Regions from separate parts of the Homo sapiens genome. Here region 1 is linked to region 2. Evidence: read pairs that join two places in POLR2A ChIA-PET (ENCODE). Cell type or tissue: PC-9. All regions are shown on one strand.

The links. ChIA-PET counts read pairs that join two places held together with the same protein. Peaks named below come from ENCODE experiments on the same cell type or tissue, not always from the same donor. Only the 100,000 strongest peaks of a DNase experiment are listed, where the experiment ranks them.
Region 1: POLR2A ChIA-PET joins it to region 2 with 8 read pairs; 2 of 35 experiments call an interaction of 5 or more read pairs at or near these places.

The regions. Positions count from the first base shown.
Region 1 is chr2:110,172,821-110,175,320 of GRCh38, forward strand. All of the region lies in intron 4 of NPHP1 (nephrocystin 1), which reads right to left. Among named protein-coding and RNA genes, the nearest start is that of NPHP1, 31 kb to the right of the region's middle. In PC-9, no CTCF peak of the experiment used is centred here; a DNase peak (open chromatin) is centred at 941.
Region 2 is chr2:109,603,873-109,606,372 of GRCh38, forward strand. The region is part of intron 1 of SEPTIN10 (septin 10); the gene reads right to left. It also overlaps a transcript of RANBP2 not described here. Among named protein-coding and RNA genes, the nearest start is that of SEPTIN10, 8.8 kb to the right of the region's middle. In PC-9, no CTCF peak of the experiment used is centred here; a DNase peak (open chromatin) is centred at 1,009; H3K27ac peaks cover 1,543 bases.

The DNA of each region.
Region 1 (2,500 bases), 570 kb after region 2:
TATGCTGGTTGCAACCCAGTCATTTTATTATCATTCCAAATATTTTCTAATTGCCACTGTTATATTTTCTTTGACTCACAGTTTATATAGAAGTGTGTGACAATTTGCAAACATGTAGTAATTTCTTTTCTTTTTCTTTTTCTTTTTTTTTTTTTTTGAGACGGTGTCTCATTCTGTCACCAGGCTGGAGTGCAGTGGTATGATCTTGGCTCACTGCAATCTCCACCTCCCGGGTTCAAGCGATTCTCCTGCCTCCGACTCCCGAGTAGCTGGGACTACAGGCATGCACCACCATGCCCAGCTCATTTTTGTATTTTTAGTAGAGATGGGGTTTCACCATGTTGGCCAGATGGTCTCTATCTCTTGACCTCGTGATTCGCCCGCCTCAGCACAGGCGTGAGCCACCGCACCTGGCCACATGCAGTGATTTCTAATTATTTTTCTGTCATTGGGTTTTAATGTCATTCCAAGTCATCAAAGAAAATATATATATATTCTACATAATTTCAAACTCTTGAAATTTGGTGACAATTACTTTATGGTCCAATATGGTTCATTTTGGTTAATGTTACAGATGCACTGAAAAGAATATGTATTTACATAATACATACTTAGGTGCTGTGTTCTACACATATATAGTCATGTGCTGCACAACAATGTTTCAGTCAACAATGGGCCACATATACAATGATGGCCCCATACATATAATACCATATTTTTACTGTACATTTCCTATTTTTGGATATGTTTAGATACACAAATACACCATTGTGTTACAATTGTGTACAGTATTCAGCACAGTAACATGCTGTACAGGTTTGTAGCCTAGGAGCAACATGCTATACTATAACTATATAACCCAAGTGTATGGTAACCTACACCTTCTAGGTTTGTGCAAGTACATTCTATGATGTTTGTACAATGATGAAATCACTTAATGACTCATTTCTCAGAACATATCCCTATCACTAAGAAAGGCTTGACTATACATGTAATTAGATCACGGTGGTTAAGGATTGTGAATTATCTAGCTCTGTTTTAGTTCTGGCAACTTTTGCTTTATACATTTGAACCCATATTATTAAATGTATACTCATTTAGGAAGATTTTTTTTCCTACTGAATCGACCCTTTCTTTTATCATTATGAAATGTCCTTTCTTAAATAGTAAATTACTTTTAGCCTTAAATATCTGATATTATTGTAACCGTATCACCTTTGTTTTGGTTATAAAACAAATAATATCTTTGTTGTAGAACATGGAATACCTTTTTCCAGTTCTTTACTTTCACTCTCTCTATAACTGCATACTAAAGTCTATCTCTTCTAAATAGTATATATTTGGGTTAAAAAAATTCAATCTGACAATCTTTGTTGTAATTGGAGTGTTACTCCATTTACATTTAATGTAACTATCCAAATGGCTGCATTGAAACCATATTACTATTTGGTTTCTATTTGTCTCATCTGTTTATTTCTCCTTTCTTGCCTTTTTTGGGTTAATCAAATCACGTTTAGTATTCCATTTTATTGTGTTGTTTCACAAGCTACACTTCTTTGTATTATTTTGTTAGTGATTGTTTTAGGTATTACAATATGCATCCCTAACTTATCATAGTCTAATTTAAATATCACATTTCACCAAAGATAAAATAACTTTAAGATAAATAATTCCATTTACCTGCCAGCCTTTGTGCTATGCTGTGCTATTGTCACATTTTCCTTCTACATATAGTCAGTCCTTGTAACATGCAGATTCTGTATTTATGAATTCATTGGCTCACTAAACTTTATTTGTAACCTCCTAATTAATACTCACAGTGCTTTTGTGGTCATTTGTGGACATACACAAAGCAGCAAAAAATTTGAGTTGTCTGGCGTACACATTCCCAACTGAAGCTGAACATGGTGACACCTGCCTTTTTTTTTCAGCTCTCATACAGGAAAGTGTCCCTTTTTTGCAGTCTATTTAGTGCCACAGTTTTTGCATTTTTGTGCTTTTTTTTTTTTTTGGTGATTTTGTTGTTTAAAATGGCTCCCAAACATAGCGCTGAAGAGCCATGTGGTATTCCTAAGCACAAGAAGGCTATAATGTACCTCTGGAGAAAATAAGTGTGTTAGATAAGACTTGTTCATGCATGAGTGATAGTGCTGTTAGTGTGAATTCAATGTTAATGAATCAATAAAATATATGAAATAAAGTGTCTTTAAACAGTAACACAAGGTTGTATGTTACTCAGTTGACAAAAACATTGTGACCAGAGGCTCACAGGAGTCTTAAGTCTGCATTTCCCCAGGAGCAATGGTTTAGCATTTACTAATCGAGTATTCCTGGCAACTTTATAGAACATAACTACTGTAAATAATGAGAATCAACTGGATATTATAAATCCCCAAATATATATTTTGCTTTACATAATTGAGTGTCTTTCAAAGGCATATAGAAAAGAAAAAATAGGCTTTTATATGTACCCACGTACCCATCTTCTTCAATCCTTTTT
Region 2 (2,500 bases):
AATTTTAAGCCGGGCACGGTGGCTCACACCTGTAATCCCAGCACTTTGGGAGGCCGAGGCGGGCGGATCACGAGGTCAGGAGATCGAGACCATCCTGGCTAACACGGTGAAACCCCATCTCTACTAAAAATACAAAAAAATTAGCCGGGCATAGTGGCAGATGCCTGTAGTCCCAGCTACTCGGGAGGCTGAGGCAGGAGAATGGTGTGAACCTGGGAGGTGGAGATTGCAGTGAGCCGAGATCATGCCACTGCACTCCAGCCTGGGCGACAGAGCGAGACTCTGCCTCAAAAAAAAAAAAAAAAAAGAATTAAAAAAAAAATTAGCCAGGTGTGGTGGTGTGTGCCTGTAATCCCAGCAACTTGGGAGGCTGAGACAGGAGAATTGCTTGAACCTAGGAGGCAGAGGTTGCAGTGGTTGAGACTGCGCCACTGCACTCCAGCCTGGGTGACAGAGCGGGACCCCATAGAAAGAAAGAAAGAAAAAGAAAGAAAGGAAAGAAGGGAAGGGAAGGGGAGGGGCGGGGCGGGGAGAAAAGAAAGAAAGAAAAAAGAAAGAAAGAAAAGAAAAGAGGCCGGGCGTGGTGGCTGAGGCCTGTAATCCTAGCACTTTGGGAGGCCGAGGCGGGTGGGATCACGAGGTCAGGAGATCGAGACCATCCTGGCTAACATGGTGAAACCCTGTCTCCAGTAAAAATACAAAAAATTAGCCAGGCATGGTGGCGGGTGCCTGTAGTCCCAGGTACTCAAGAGGCTGAGGCAGGAGAATGGCATGAACCGGGGAGGCGGAGCTTACAGTGAGCCAAGATTGAGCCACTCCAGCCTGGGTGACAGAACGAGACTCTGGGGAGGGGAGGGGAGGGACAACACAGTAGTGGAATCTGCGTGTGCCAAGGGTACAAATATAACTGGTATGGTTGGAAAATCACAGTGAGCTCATCACTGAAGCCCAAGGAGGCTTACATGTAAATGCAAGGACAGCAGAAAAGGTGAGGCTGCAAGAAGCTGACTTCATGATTCTGAGTCCAAGTGACTCAAACTAAGGTCACTGGAGAGACGTCACTGTGAAGCAGGAAAGAGAATAGGAGAGGAATCAGCACAGGTTTGATGCAACTTTGGAACTACTGAGTTTAAGGTTCCTATGAGCACCTTGGATCCCTCAAAGAACTTTTATGTAAAATTTTACATTATCAAAAACAAATATACGTGGCCCAGTGGTAATTCTCACTTCTCTTGAAGTTTCCATTGATTCCTTGAGACTTGAATTGTTCTACACTGATAAGAGCATTAAAGATTCAGCTTAATTCATCAAGCCAGTCAGGCTTAGTTTTTGGGCTGAATATAATTATACCATATTACTAGTATGATCAGGCAGATCACCTGAGGTCAGGAGTTTGAGACCAGCCTGCCCAACATGGTGAAACTCTGTCTCTACTAAAAATACAAAAATTAGCCAGGCATGGTGGCAGGTGCCCGTAATCCCAGCTACTCAGGAGGCTGAGGCAGGAGAATCGTTTGAACCCGGGAAATGGAGGTTGCAGTGAGCTGAGATCGTACCACTGCACTCTACTCTGAGCGACAAGAGTGAAACTCCATTTCAAAAAATAATAATAAATAAATAAATAAATTGTACTTGAATAACAAAGTTAATTCATAAAAGTATAACATAATTTTCTGACTAAAAGGTAGGTAAATGGGAAAGTGTAGCTAAAAAAGCTAATCAGAATACCTGAGGATAAGCTAAATAATATCTGTATAATTTTTGTAATCAACAAAAAAGAAAATATATAGCAAAATATGCAAATACAAAACAAAATTATTTTCTCCAACTGTTCAAATTATAATGCTGTATTAGGTTCTTTAGTCCTCAGAGTTACATGGAAACTGTAAATTATAATTCTTTTCTATACAACAGAATTTCTGTTACTATGTGACAAGCAGCCTATCTTCTACCAAAACAGAGAGCCCCCAGAAATTCTCTCAATGATCCATGTCACAAAGAAGAAGAGTTAGCATGACATCAGTATAAATGTATGTTAAGAAGGCTGTTAGAATTAACTGTATAGTAGCAACAGATGCAAAATGCTGCATCATTAAGAACTGCCAAAGCCTGGAATGAGGTCTGGGGCAAGGAGGTACAAAGACAACATGGAGGAAACAAAAGACATTTTGTGCAAGGATGTGTGAAAGTTGCATCTCATCCAAAAAACTAGAGATAACAGTACTCAGCTCATGGGCTGGGAGAATAAAATGTGGTAACACAGGCCGGGTGCCGTGGCTCATGCCTGTAATCCCAGCACTTTGGGAGACCAAGGAGGGAGGATTACAAAGTCAAGAGATTGAGACCACCCTGGCCAACATGGTGAAACCCCGCTTCTACTAGAACTACAAAAATTAGCTGGGTGTGGTGGCACATGCCTGTAATCCCAGCTACTCCGGAGGCTGAGGCAGGAGAATCGTTTGAACCCGGGAGGCAGAGGTTGCAGTGAGCCAACACTGCA